2 separate regions of the Mus musculus genome follow, and region 1 is linked to region 2. The links are chromatin loops, found by intact Hi-C in ENCODE. Cell type or tissue: heart. All regions are shown on one strand.

The links. Peaks named below come from ENCODE experiments on the same cell type or tissue, not always from the same donor. Only the 100,000 strongest peaks of a DNase experiment are listed, where the experiment ranks them.
Region 1: it touches region 2 in a loop (6-fold over the local background); 8 of 42 quality-filtered maps call a loop at or near these places.

The regions. Positions count from the first base shown.
Region 1 is chr2:79,082,602-79,090,601 of GRCm38, reverse strand. No RefSeq gene overlaps it. Among named protein-coding and RNA genes, the nearest start is that of Gm35748, 36 kb to the left of the region's middle. In heart, a CTCF peak has its summit at 3,459 (motif pointing left); no DNase peak of the experiment used is centred here; H3K27ac peaks cover 469 bases.
Region 2 is chr2:79,262,105-79,270,104 of GRCm38, reverse strand. All of the region lies in intron 2 of Itga4 (integrin alpha 4), which reads right to left. Among named protein-coding and RNA genes, the nearest start is that of Itga4, 11 kb to the right of the region's middle. In heart, a CTCF peak has its summit at 4,269 (motif pointing right); no DNase peak of the experiment used is centred here.

The DNA.
Region 1 (8,000 bases), 180 kb after region 2:
GTGGAATTTACTGCACATGTCACATTAGCTAGTGTCTTTCTGACAGGAGCCAACTGTCATAACCTAACGACGCACAGCAGTTGACTGTAAACAAGAGGCCTCCTCTGATCTGCTCTTGAACAGAAGCCCCTAGATGCTTACAGCATTGCAGTGCTGTCCAATGGGTGTTGCATGACAGGTTGAGGCACAAGCTGGAAAAAGACAGAGTAGGAAGGAATAATGGTCTGGCTTGACTGAATGTGCTCCCTAAAAGTTTATATACTGAAAACATAACTCTAAATTTATGCTCATGGGAGTTAGAATATGGATCTCTGGAGGCAATGAGGGTCAGAAGAGGATAAAGAGTGGGGCCTCCACGGTGGCCTCAGTGGTTTGTCAGAAGAAGCACAGATATGGCATCCCATGCTTGCTCGGTCTCATGCCATGCCCTCCACGGTGGTTTAACGCAACAAGATGGCCCTCACCAGATGTGAATCCAGATGGTGTGGCTGGAAAAGTACATTAGAACATTTTTCAACTTTTCTATGGTTAGGGAAATTTTCATAACAAAGAATCTAAAATTAAAGTATCATATGACAGCTATGAACTCAAAAGAGGAATCTGATGCATAAGACAGCCTAGGGACTGTACTTGACCAAGATTACAGCACAGGCTGTTCCTCGTACTTACCTCTGGTTACCAAGAGCCAACTCTCACCCTAAGGATGCCCCTTTATTACAACAGGAGAATAAAGGTTAGCCTTGCATGTGCTTCCCACCCTATATGCAGCATCTTCTTCTCAACACAACAGAAAGGGACTGAAATAACAAATTAACATTGATTTCCAGCCTTCCTTCATGATTTAGATTTGGACTCTTTATATGACCACTCCAATGCAGTTTGTGTGCATGCGGTGAACTTTTCAGACATCAGACCACAACACTGATATAAATTAGATGGGTTTGGAAGGAACGGGCAAACAGGTGACTGATGGATGGATCACCTTGGTTAGTCATAAAGCTACCATTAACTAAGATGCTTACTTCAGCTATATTTGTGGGTGTTTGAGGCTTAAAAATGTTCTTGTTGGGCCCTCTTCATCCCATAGTACTTTAAATATACCTATAAAGGTAAAACCATAAGGGGTAACTGCAAACTATACAATGCATATGTTTTGTTTACCATAACTATAGCTTAACTCTTAACACAACTTTGATGGTAGAAACACTCGAAAGTGAAATTAACATGGTAAATATGGAACTGTGTTCCTAGTTCTGATATATTCAAGATTAGAATTGCTGTCATCTCCAAATAAGGAGAAGACAAAAATACTACAGGATTTTTAATTATTTCTGACTCTAGAACATAAACTTAGTTCTAGAATTAACATATGTGTTTATGTGTATAGAACATACATGCACATGCAGCTATATGTGCCATGGATGGCAGAGGTCTATACCAGTCATGTTTTTTGATCATTTTCCCCAAATATTTTTGGAAAAGGGACTGTCACTGAACCCAGAGCTTGCCAACTTTAAGTCAAGCCATATTGGCTCATTAGTGAGCTCTAGGGAATCCTCCTGTTTCTGTCTCCCATCTCTGGGATTACAAGCACACCCTGTCATGCTTAGCATGTTTTAAGAGTAAAAGAGTGATCTCAGTTCAGATCCTCATGTTTCACTATCAAGTACTTTATCTGCTGAACCTCAGAAAAATGTACTTCTGCAAACTATGTCATATCACAATCGGTTCACTGTTTTTATCTGGGTAAATCATACTGTTGACATTTCAGAAGCATGGGAGATCTTAGCCATAAATCTTTGTTCTTTATGAGAGATCTGAGATTCAGAAAATAAGTCAGTTAGCAAAGATCATGTGGGACTAAAATGCAAATCAGCAGACTCTTCAAATTTATCCCTTCCCCTATCGTCTCACTGGACTTTGTTGATACAGGGTCTCTCTAGGCAGCCCAGACTGACCTCAAAGCCCAAGTCCTCCAGTCTTGGCTTCCCTTGAGATGAGATTGCAGGCCTATTCTATTACATTCAGATGTCAGATTTCTGTTATTTAAGCAGAGTCTGTGAGTTTGTATTTACAAAATCAAACAAACAAAAACCTTTGTCATCCATAAAGGTTAAGGACTATAGTTAAAGAAATAGAAAGCTTTGTCCCTACAATCTGGACTGGCATCCCTTTCCTAAGCAGCTCTCCCTCTGCCCCCTACTTTCTCTTCAGTAGTATAAGTATGTGTCTTCATGGTAGAACATGTGTCCAATCTTGAGTTTTACATGTTCATTACTGTAGAGACCTTCAAGTCAAGTGCACTAATGCCCTTTTAGAAAAGGTCCCTGGAGAATTGCTAACGGAAGAGAGCAACTGAGTTTATTTTTAAATGATTCATGTAATTAAAGTTTAACATAATTGGACATGAATTGTTCCTGGAGTTTCATTTCGGTGTCCTGAAGTACACATGGTGGGAAACTTTTAGTCATAAAACATTTCTCTCTCAAGGATGTAAATGCCTTTGACATTGCTGGATGGTTCTGTCACTGAGGGAATGGGCACCATCTGTCCCTGCTTAGCTGTGCTGAGAGCATTGACCTGACAGCACACGGAGAAACCGGAGAAGCCTGGTGGAGTATCGCCATTCCTTTCTAACCCAGTAATGAGTTATCTGAAGTGTTAGAAACACCATGAGTTTCTCTGAAATGGAGACAGTGGAATTATTGTCAGTCTGGAAAAGATTAATTATGGGAGTTCAGCGGGAGAATGAGACCGAAACTATCTGGGTTCAGAACCAGTAACCTTTTCCAGCTGTCATACAGCAGTAAAAAGGGAGTCAGATACTCTCTGTTTGCTGGGGATTTCATGGAGACAGCGAGTTAGATTGCAGTAAGAATGCCTATTGATATGAACAGAGGCTAAGCAGGGAGAGAGTTAGGTATTCAGATAAGGATGATGTTGTGCTTGATCTAAACAAACTCGGTGATTGCAATTCACCTTTCGTCCTAATCCACAACAGTCAGCACCAAAAGAGAAATGAACACAGATGTCAGTTCATTGGCGGAGGCTTAATTTCCTCTGACCCACACATCTAATTTTATAAGCACTCAATTATCCCTACTTACATTACCTATGTGTAGCTAATTAACTCGTCATATTCTCCCCGGAACATTCTTGTCCTCGTTCTTCGGTGCTTCCACTTTCTATTTCTGGAAACAGCTTCGGTTAGTCCGAAGCCTCAGCCCACCATGAACAGCCCTTCCCCTTTCAGCTCCTTGCCAACTGCACATGCTTCCAGAAGACATCTCTACTTTTCCCCTTTCTCTTTGTGTTCAAGACCTCCACCACAATCCAAGTCTTTTCTTCTCTCCATTCGTACTCTCTTTAAATATTATCCAGTGTTACTCCTTATTCTCAGTCTTCTCTAGCATGTTGCTTATAGCCTTCTGCCCTCTACAGATCAGTTTAACCACTATAGTCCTACGTTCTCAAAATTCAGCTACTCTAAAAGTATCCATGGACTAAAGCCCAAGTGTGCAGGCAGATGCCATGATTTTGTACCCAGTGGCCCAATTCTTTTGATCTTGCTCTGTGCTTCCTGCCCTGACTTTTCTTGCTTGAATATATAATTTGTGAAATTTCTGGGGCCTGGGTAGCCATCACTTTCTTTTTGTCCTTTTAAGACCTAAGTCAAATCCTCCATAGAACTTTCTTTATTTCCAAAGCCATGAACACCAGAATAAGGTCAGAGGAATCCATCTGATAATATTATGAGGGTTATACACTGAAATCATATGCCTCTGGACCATATACTATTTTTTGAATTCAGACTATCATGTTCAAAATGATGGTTAGATGGCCAGCACCAGTCTGTAGCCTAAGGCACTTTCCAAAAAGACATTGAAAATAAAGATAGATGAAAACTCTTACCACATTTGAAAGCCTGGATAAACCTATAATAAAACTAAGTACTGGGAGGCCTTTAGAAAACACACATGTGCATACACGCAGCCCATGTTTTCATAAGGAAATACAACTGACTAGTGTGGTGCATTCTTTGCTGGGGTAGATAAGCATGACCATGACTTAGAATCCAGAGGTATGGTTGTGACATTCTGACAGCAAAGGAACACCTGCTCTCCTTCTCGCTCGCTCCACCCCCACATTCTATAACAGTCACACAGGGTCCTTCCTATGCCCCTCTCAGAATTCCACACCTGTTCATTCTCTTCTTGGTCTTTGACCCACATTAAAATCATTTCTTTTTGGAAACCCATGAAAGGAGGAAAATAAATTCACTTTCTTTTTTGATTTCTGGGCATGTCGACTCTAACTGCATTTACGACAATCTTTGTGTTGGTGCCTGGATTACTATGCTTGCTTGTTGTCTGCACCATGTCTACACTAATGAATAAGATCCTGGGCTGTAGCCAGGCATGGTGGTGCATGCCTTTAATCCTAGCACTCATGAGGCAGAGGCAGGCAGATTTCTGAGTTCGAGGCCAGCCTAGTCTACAGAGTGAGCTTCAGGACAACCTGGGTGATGCAGAGAAACCCTGTCTCAAAAAAAAAAAAAAAAAAAAAAAAAAAACCAACAACAACAACAAAAAAAAAACTGAATAATTATTCAAGCTATGCATCACTAGGATCTAGTAAAATGCCTAATGAGTGGGTATTTCCTGAGTCTGCAGAAGTGAAAGGATGCTGTCTATACAGCAGATATGTGTGCTTTAAGTTTCAGGAGAAAAAGAGACTTTGTCGTATTCTACTAACTTACTGGGAAGGAACCTAAGAGTTAAAGCCAAGACTTCTTTCTCTCAGGTCTCAGGACAGAGCTAACTCCTCCAACTAGAGTGACCTACATGAAGTGGCTCACTAAATCCTTGCATATTGAAAGTAAGGACTATTCTGTGAGACTTACAATTTTTAAAAACACAACAAATGACTTCACATTGAAGCTTAACTTTAAGAGGCTTTATATATAATTACATTTCTTTACATAGCACGTTTATAGCAGACTGATCAGGTAAAGTAAAACAAGATAGAAGGAATGAATGTTTGAGGATGGCATATATACCCATATGAGTCTTCTCTTTACAGTGCTGTCAAATCATTAAGCTCAGTGGATCCGAGCCTGAACTAGTATTTTTCTGAACTATATTTCAGCATGAAAAAATAATGAAGACTGTCTCCGCAGTGTTTCTGGTTCCGTTGGATAATAGACGACTAATGCAGCCTGCTCACCATGTCAACTACTATTTTAGTCAGGGAAAGGAATCACGGGACTGGTTTTCAAAACAAATCGATTATTTCAGGTTACTTGAGATGCTTGCAAGTGATTGCAAGCAGAGTTATAGCAGTCGAGTCTCAAGTCCATATTGTAAGCTGATTAGCCAGGTATCCCATTTCATAATGGAGTCCAGCTGTGTCTATCTGGGACCTGGTGGTAGAGCAATTCCAAGAAACAGTCTCCCTATCAGCCCTACCTTTCGAAAGAACAGGGCTGCAAGCAAAGATTTGAAAAGACTGGTTATGCTTATACCATCATTGAGAGAAAACATTCTAGTTTTAACAAAGGTAAAGAATGCTATTAAAGGGTCCATGCAGCTCTGTTTGTGGACGTGAAATCTTCTCTTGGAGTTTGGATTCCCATAGCCAGTCATACTAGCCATTGGGGAATGTAAGGTCAGACTACATAGGTCATTAGTATGATAGTGTCTTGCCTCTTCATGTGCATTCTTTCTCTACCAGTTTTAAAGAATCATTTGACATTTGCTGTTGATTTACACAGAGCTGCTGCTACGTTATGTCCTCTTGGTCAACATTAGATCGTACAAATTCAGAACTCTAACCTGAGATCATTCATCTTTCTATTTTATCAGATAGTTTCCATTTTACTAGCTGTAACTGAAATGAAGATTTACAACTTAGAATCTTTTTTTTTTTAATCTGGATGTATTGGCCAAATGCTTAAAGCCTGTAGCGTAGCCACACTGTCATGGGAACACAAATCTAAAAGGTTGGGTTCCTCATTTCTCTCTGCTCCTCCCCATGGGATGGTTCTCACTACATTATTTAGTATGTACTCAAACACTCCCAGCAACCCCGATGCCAAGTGATAAATACAGGAGAGCTTTTGTGGCCCATTGAATACAAACATCATCTGCAACCACTTTCTATCATCTTTATTGTAACATGGAAATAAAAACAAGTAAATCATGATATTCCCCCCTGGGATTCACATCACCAGCTTCCATCGTATCTATGAATGGAAAAAGGAGAGGTAACATTTTATTTTATTTGTATGTGTATGTGCCCTGAGCTTTTGGGTGTCACACTTCTGAAGAAGCAAGGCATTCTGTGTGTGGGAAAAGGATGCTAGAAAGTTGATTCATTCTTTTTGACTCATTCAATTCCCTTGGTGGTTAGGGGGGGAAAGGGCAATGTCAGGTGACATAATTCTCAGTGCACTTTGGAGAGTTTTTATTCCCATGCACATGTTTAATGGCCAATTAAAGTTATTCTAATAGCTATAGTAGTTGGCTTTAATTTTAAAACTCACTTGCTTTTAGTTAACAACAAAATAAATAGTGAAAATGTTTCCCACTTATGATCTGTTTCCTAGAAATTCCTTACTTAGGCATTGTTTAATCAGAACCTGGGAACAGAGAATCCAGGCAAAATACAGCTGGGCTGAGGAATGGGGTCAGAGATGGAAGGAACTGAAGACATTAAATTTCTCAAAAAAATTCCCACTGGGCAGTGGTGGTGCACGCCTTTAATCACAGCACTTGGGAGGCAGAGGCAGAGGCAGGTGAGTTTCTGAGTTCAAGGCCAGCCTGATCTACAGAGTGAGTTCCAGGACAGCCAGGGCTACACAGAGAAACCCTGTCTCAAAAACAAAACAAAACAAAAAATTCCCTCTATCCCATTTACTTTTGCACATAAGCTTTTAAACAATTGTTCTGTGCAGGACACAAGGAAAGCTTCTGCAAGGAGTGTCCTGTCCGACTGCAACTCAGCTCCCATATCTGTACCTTCTCACAGGGCTGGCACTCAAGGGAAGAAGCTGCTCCAACAGAAGAGGTACCTATAACTGCAGGGCCGTTCATCAGTTCATCCCACTGCTGACTGAGGAAAACAATAGAAGGCTCTGTAGACCCTGTAAGATCTCTAGGATCCCTGTAAGCCAGGCCTAGGAAAGGAAACTTTTGTCAGGTTGAAGGAAGGGTATATTGTAGGTAAATATAAAATAAGAATGAGTCACAAAGAATTTGGGAAGTATGGGAATAGTACTTGGCTTGATTGATTAGGGGACATAGCAAAAAGGAGATCAGATGAGCATGCCACTAAAGTCCATTTTACAGAAAGGTAGAAGGCTCCATGGGCTTATTTATAATAAACTGTTTGTGTTGGCTCAGAAGTCTCCGGTAGAAAGTTGATTCTTATCCATTGTAGTGTTAAATAAGGACAGAATGTTTAGAAGGAAACCATATTTTAAAAGCTACCTTCCTTGCATGGGCTCACTAATGCCAGATGCGCATACAACGGTTCATCTCTGGAGCATAGCCAGCGGTCAGGTAGACTTGCTGAAGTTAAGAAGAAAGAATAGCAACATTGGAGCTAACCTACACTCCCCTATTTCCCAAAATAACAATGCAGTAAAAAACAACTGTATACTGAGTGCTGTTCTTAGGATGTGGCAAGTGTTAATTATAATAACTTATTTAACTCTTAGAATTACTCTTAAGTGGTAGGGGACACAGGATGAGTTTACAGATCAAATAACTAACACCAGAATCCAAGTAAAATCCCAGAAAAGCCCAGTCAAACTGACTTGACCTGGGCTAGCCACTTTTTATCTCTTACTTCACATAGGGACACCAGAAAATTCTTTATCTTTTATTATCAGTGGTTATTCAGGCCCAAAATGAGCCTTGGAAGAGCCTTAGGTTGAGTGTAGCCCAGTCTCTCCAGAAGCCACCACCTCTGCTTCTCTAGAAGGCCGTGGAATACAT
Region 2 (8,000 bases):
GAATGGGGCATGTGGAGGCTGGGGTTAAGTCAGACTAGACACAGTCTTTCACATGTGTTATTATGTGGTATCAACAACAGATACTGTCTAATTTATAGGCCTCTGATTTGTGGTAATTTAAATATATATATATATTTACATAGTGTGTGTATATATTAAACGATATAATGTATATCACTTATCTACTTTACAGAAAAGACTCAACCTTAGAAGTCAAGAGCTCTTAATGGTATAGGCTGTGATCGCTGGGAAGAAACGATGATGAATAGTAACCAGTAGGAAGGAGGACTTTGTTTTGACTGGGATTAGCTGCATACATTTGTTTGCAGCCGTTCTGCTCTGCTTCTATGGTTCAGCACAGACCTTATTCATCTTCATTGTGGCCAAACCCAAATCTTATTAGCCATCATCCCATCCCAACCCAAAACCCAGAAATATGTGCTAAAAATTGAACTTCATAAATGGAAAACAATAATCAGTCTTCTATTTGTGTTACATGTCTTGATTCAAAATGGGTCAAAAGTACGACTATGAAGCCATAAAGAAAATTCATAAAATAATAAAATTGTGAGGAATTATTTTAACAGGCATACACTTATGTATACACACATCCTCCCTTCATACACACTCACACCCACACATCTACACATTGTGATTATTTCTTCTTTTTGCTTCTTGACATTGCTTCCCACTGAGACAATCCTCAACTTCAACCACAATACAGAGAGGCTTTCAGTATGTGTTACTAGGCAAAATTAGTTCCAGGAATAGTCTGCAAGTCACCACTCCAGTTCTGGAACTTCCTTGATTTCTGGAACACTTTCTCTTCTCTTTGGGAATGCCAGAAAAATCTCAGCAGAAGAGTCAAGATGGCCCCATCTTATGCTTTTCTTAGACCGTTGAGAGTTCCTTCCCTCAGCCTCTGTGCTTGTAAATCTACTGTTCCGTGTGAAGGAGTTGAATGGTCTTGAGATCACCCAGGAGAATTTTAAACAAATACCAACTACCTCCCGTGCCCCTCCCCCACCACGAGTACTCAAACCCAAGGCTGATGGGTTGTGGGGAGACCAGGCCATCAGCATTCAAAAATATCTCCCAGATGACTGTATTTGGGGGTGAAGCTGGGTTTAAGAACAACTGTTTCAACAATGTAGATGGGCAGGCCCTTTCCTGTCTAATTACTGGGAAACTTAGATTGCTTTCAAAATAGTAATAAAAGATCTGTCCTGTTGGGTTTCAGCTAGGTAATGAGAGTAGGCAATTAAATACTAAACATATTTTCTTCATGAAGAAATTTGATATTCATTTTGACAGAGGTGACATTTGCAAAGACTGTCACAAGAAAGCTAATTTTCCTGAATGTCCTTGACAAGACCATAAAAAAAGAAATCCATATTTTATTTTACCCAATGTCATGCTGCAGTGATTTATATTCCCATTTTCAAGTCAGCTTATACATTACCAAGCTAAACTTTTAGCAAATCAAATCTCAGTTCCATGATTGAAAAAGTATTTTACATGGTTGAAAACAAAAGAGGTCAGCAGAAATTAGCATCTGATGTTTTTCCACTCTTTTGCACTAGAATGGCTAATTTGTGGCACAGTTGACTGCATTTCCCCAGTACAAATTAAGGAAAAAAATATTAAAAACCATCCTTCTTAGTCCAAGAATTAAGCCCAGTCTTATTTTTTTCAAATTGAAGAAGAAAATAGGATATGTGTGTGTGCGTGTTAGTTTTAAATCTCAAACTAATGATTTCTACCAGCATATGTAAGTGAAACTTAAAATTCTTAATGGTCAAAAATAAGTTGCTAGTACAAAGCTAACTGGGTACTCTTCTTAAACACACCTCTTCCCCTTTTGTTTTGCTGTTCACTGCACACTCTAGCTGGACAATGGAGTGCTAGATATACAATCTTCTACATCTCCTCAAGGAGGAGAGACTGGTTGTGTTTTGACAGTAGCACTCAGGCAGCGTAGAACACTGCTGCTCAGATAGCAGGAAGGTACTTGATACACAGTTGTGAAGAGGGATTTTGAAATACATTATGCCACCATAAAAATTCCTCATTAGATATGACAAAAGACCATAATGTTTTCACCAGACTGGGATGGAAGAAAGAGTCACTCTGTTTCTGTGCCCCCTGATTTTCTTTCACAATACTATTTCCCTGAGCTTTAAGACGTAGTAACAAATAGAATGGAGGAAATAGCAGATTGAAATTGCAGATTTTTCCATGTGTGTCTGGGAGGAGCATGACTTAAAATGGTTAAGTCAGTTAGGATCTGTGTTGTTCCCATACAGAACAAGACAAGTGTGATGTATTTGGGCAAGAACAGGATATAGGACATATGTGAACATTAGATGATGGTATTGTCAATATATCTTAAGGATTTGGTTAAACACTAAGATGCATGTAGATCATAGCAGAATCCTCTTGTATATGTAGCCATCACTTTATGGGAAGCCTCAACGTGAACACTGTTTTATTGTCACAGTAAAGCCAGAAGAATGCATTATTAATCCTTTTAGTCATAGGAAAATTGATTCATGTGAATGTGAAAAATTGTGTTTACAGGTGTGTGCACGTTGGTTAATGCTTATGTGTATTTAGAGGTCAACACAGGAGGTGTTTCAGTTGCTCTCTGCTGTGGTTTTTGAGGTAGAATCCCTCACAAAACCCAGAGTTCATCTATTTAGCTGGACTGGCTGGCCAGTGATATCCGGGGACCCTGTCGCCACCTCCCCAGTGCTGAGATCAGAGGTTTGTTACCATGTCTGGCTTTCACATGATGCTGGGGGTTGGTCTCAGAGCCTCATGCTTGCACAGAAAACACTTTGTCATCTGACATCTTACCAGCCTCCAAAACTGAGTCACTGAGTCTTAAACTAAGTCAAGAACCTGCCCAAATCTATGAAGCCAATAAATCAAAAGATTACAATTTTTAAAAATTGATATTTAAGTTGCTTCCCACAATTCTAAAACATCTACCATAGAACTCTACAAATATTCAGCTATGTGAATTAACTGAATTCAATTTTACATCCTAAGTCTGTTTTTCCATCTGAGAGTGTGTAAAATATAACAAATCTGCCCAGATTGTAAAATCAGCTTTTTTAAACGTTAGGGTCTCACTGTAACTCAAGCTGGCCTGAAATTCATCACACAACTCATGAAAAGTCAACTTTGTATTGTTCATGAAGATTCTCCATTTCTTAACCCCTGTCCTGCCCTGGCCCTTCCCTCCCTGTTAGGCACCTTCTTCAGTATTGGGGCATTTCCACTGAAGAAATAAGGACCCAACGGAAAGGTCAGTCCTCTTTCTAGACCTTTGAGGACTTGAGTGATGTGCTTTGCACTGGGGAAGGCTGGGACTTTTTGGTGAAATGGTGTGTGTGGTTTGCTCACCTGCGTCACTCTTCTGTGGATTCCCTAGCAGACATGTGGTAGGGGCACTCAGGCTGACTTTCTGGACTGTAAAAAAGTTCATCTGCTCCTTCAAGCACTCCTGGCATGCTTTCCGGTTTCAGAAAAATAACAAAAGCCCTTCCTTTATATGTTACTTTTGCCTTTTAAATTTGAAGTTCTATTCTATTGCAAGATAAACATACATTTAAAACTTGCCCATTCTACTTTTTTTTTTTTTTTTTGAGACAGGGTTTCTCCGTGTAGCCCTGGCTGTCCTGGAACTCACTTTGTAGACCAGGCTGGCCTCGAACTCAGAAATCTGCCTGCCTCTGCCTTCTGAGTGCTGGGATTAAAGGCATGCGCCACCATGCCTGGCTCCCATTCTACTTTCTTAATTAATCATAGAAGATGAACAACTCCTGCTTTGTCCTATGTTCTACAGAGTCACTAATTTAAGGTAACTTTTTAAAGGAAGTAATAACTGCTGAGTGAAAATAATAAAAATTCCATTATCTAACATATATCCAAGCATATTTAATATTTAAACATTATATATACACACACATATATACCCACCCACACACATACACACACACACACACACACACACACACACACATACATACATATATATATTCTGCTTGCTGAGTTCAAAAAAAAAAAAAAAAGAAAAGAAATCACCTGGAACTAAAGTGACAGATAAATTAACAGCTTATAAAATGCACCAGTACATAAAGTTGGAGATTATGGGAACTTATGCCTGTGTGTACAAGGCTTCCTAGTGCTTAGTAGGTGTTCAATAAATGACAAATGCTTCCACTCACGGAACGTGCATTCTGCTGGTTTCAATTTAGACACCAGGGGGCGCCCACAGTGCCATGAGATTCAGCAACAGTCTTCAGCTCTAACCCAAATGGCCCTTACATTTAGTTTGTTCTACTAGACCATAAGTACTGTTAATCCATTCATTATATCATACATTCTATGATTAAAACATGCGGTTTTCTCACACATCTAATTAAACATGGTGGTGATCTTTCTAAAAGATAGCAGTGATGTGGGAACTCAATAGCAATTTATATTGACAAATGATGAAGAGAAATGGAAACCATAGCTCTGGCATTTTGAAGGTGGCACAGGACAGGAAAAGCACCAAATGTCCAACCTCCTGCAAATCTAGAGCCAAGCAAGAATGAAAAGATAAAATTAAATGTCAAAATGATAAAACACTATCAAATGTTTTCCTTCAGTTAAGAAGAGGTCTTTAAATGTGATCTTAGGATGGCTAGCAAAATCTGATATTGGCTAGCAAGCATGATCAATATGTATGAAAAAAAATTATAATCCACAAAAAAGTATAAAGCCAGATATTGAAGTCCTCTAATTCTTCACTACTCTATTCTATGCTATGCCATGCCATGCCATGCCATCCCATCCCTATTCTAATTTTGTTCTCTTCTAATTCTATACTATTCTATTCTAAATGTTTCACATCACAATTACTAGCACCATGATGTAGGCGTGAAACTTCATAGATGTGACTTGATCCTGAATTATTCTAAAGCTTCAGAACTGTAGAAAACAAGGTGACTTGTGGAGACCTCATTCTATGATCTGGGTCTCTACAGGTCTTTTAGTCGCAAGTTTCTTCAAAATCCTCTAGAAAACTCATACAACTCCTTGTAAGAGCTATAAGAGAAAATGTACTCCAATAGGTATATTTGGTAAAAATAACTTTCTTGTTTACTACATCTTTTTTTGTACCAGCATAGATTTAATAGCTGTAAACACATGTATTAATTATTTTTTTCTAAGTATTCTTGAAGTAGGCATTATCATAAAAGTCAACATCAAATATGAAGTGCCTTTAACAAAGGGAGACCGACCACTTGTTAAAGGACATACAACTAACTCCTAGTGGGTGCATGGAGCTGGAAAGAAATGGTCAACACAAGCAACCAGCTCTCCAGGTCAGCTATTCAAATGTTGGCATTCCTAACAATCCAATTCTGTACTAAATCTACTTTTAAAATAATTTAGTGATAAAATTTAGTGACATTTGTCTCCAACATTAGAAAATAATAAAGGAAAAAAAATCTACTTTCATAGTTTTCAGGTAGTTTCTTAGATTTAAAGATTCATTTGGAAAACTTATGGAAAGTTGAATAATTAAATTTTTTATGTATTTATTTGTATGTGCCTGTATCTGTGCATGTGTGCATGTGTGCGTGCGTGTGTGTGTGTGTGTGTGTGTGTGTGTGTGTGTGTGTGTGTGTCTACAAATGCAAATGCTGTCCCAGGAGCCTTCAGCTGGTTATCCTGTCTCTACCTCCTGTTAGTCAACACAACAAGTGCCTTTACTCACACAAGCAAGATAATTCAAAATTCTAAATAGAAAATTAATCTGAAGAAACATGCTTGCATTTAAAACTAGAGTAACCAATGTTGAAAATGTTATGCTCCTATTTTACAGTTCACAGGTAAAATAAATAGAGAAAAAAAGAAACTATAGATGGTCAGGAAGATAGGAAGGTTTAAGGGAACTCAGTGAGGGCTTGCCACATTGTCCCTGCCAGTGAAGGCACACACCAGGGTGAGGAATTAAAGATATCAGGAGGCATTTCTCTGCAGGAAGGTGAGAGGCTAGGTAGACTAAAGCATTGCAGAAACGATGACTGGCACACAGAAGTTATCAGATACAACGTCCAGTAGAAAACATTCATAGGAAAATAGTGCCTGAGCCAAGAGTAAAGTCCTGCTACCAAAGTTTCACAGATGTTGTAAGCTGACGTGTTTTCTATATATCAGCTGTGATTGGAGCCTAGCCATCAAGGACTGAGACCTCTCTCTAGTCCAAGGTGTAATTTGAAAAGAATATAGCTAATTCACTTCATGGAAGTAGCCACCCTCCCAAATAAAGGTGTCTGAATATAGGTATGCTGTATTCTTTCTGAACATATTCATTATGAATTACAGTGTTTGAAAATTGAAAAAGAATGCTCATAATTGAAAAAGGTAGATATAAACTAAGGACATCAAAAGAAACATGGATATTACTGAGCCCGGTCCTGTCACTTATAAACTCAGCTCAATGTTCTGATTCCCCACAAAGGAGCTATTTATGAAACTTTGTGCTTTTTAAGGCAATCGCTTCCAACCTACTGCTAATGCAGTCTCATTGGGGGAAAGCTGAGATTGGCAACAAAGCCTGTAAAATCCCACTAACTCCATTCATTTGGTTCATATTGAGTTCTTCCTGTGTGATCATCAAACCAAAGAAAACCAGCTTACTCCTCAGTTCCCCCCATTCCAGAAAGCCTATCAGATGTACCTGACATTTGTCCCTGCCAATGTATATCTAAAATCATTAATGAATCACTTATCCTGCGTCTCTTATCATCTAGACTGAGTTCACTGAGGTTTTCAGTCTTATTTTATTATTATTTTATATATAATATATTATTATTTTAACTTTATTTATTAGACACAGCAGGCCAAAGGGTTTAAGGAAGAGCAAGTAGGAAGGATTATTATCGCTTGCTCTCATTCTAGACTTTACAGTGTCCACCAGTTAAGATTACATTTAAGATTACATTTAAGGTCTTCCCAAGGTTATTGATGAGCAGATTTTTCTCTAACTCAGCGAAACTACCTGAGTTCTTATCTTTGGGATGTCTAGGGTCTTTTCACACCTCCAGTCACTTGCCCTTTTTCTAAACCCTCTTATCCTCTGACTTCCCCGATGCCAGGTGCACATGATTTTCTTTCTGCCTTCTTGGCTCTCTCTTTATGAGTCCCTTCCTATCTTCCCCAGTGGTCCCCAACCACATATAAACCTTGAAATCATCCTTGGACCTCTGGAAACTCCTTCCTTTCTTGGACAGACTTCTAGAGACTTAATTCAATACAGGGCCACTGGAACTGGTATTCTTAAACACTCATGGTTTAAGTTTGAAATGGAATTGAGTAACCCTATTCTAGGCCCTTTTCTAATTGTAGAAAGCCTCGTTTCTATCCTTGGTCTTCTGATTCTCTTCCCTACAGCTTGCAGATTAAGCTCATTCATCCATATGGCTTTGACTGTGCCCTCTATGGCAATCAATCTTGACTCTGACTTACTGGAACGGACTTCTCTCTGTCATTACAAGTAGACATCTAACTCATAGATGTCTATTTTTCTGTAGAAGTAGATTTCATACCAATGAAATACAAGGCTTTCCCAGAATACCTGCTGTTCTACCCCTTTGGTGTACACACCACCATTAACTATATCTTTGATCATTTCTTCTTGACCCTGTTACTTATTCAAAAAGTACTGTTTCTGAATCTATCCTCTAAACTTCTGCACAACCTGCTACTGTCCTAGTTAGGAACTTATCTCCAGTAGCAGAATTTGTCTATATTTGTTATACTATTCTTAATCTTGACTCATTGATTCCGAAGTACTCATCATACCATTACTATGTGTTAAATATATAATCTGAAGACATAACTTCCCTATGATTCACATCATAGGATCTGTTCATAGCCACAATGAGTTCCAGAGATAATCTCTGTAATCCCCCATTCACAGCTCCCTGCAGCACAAT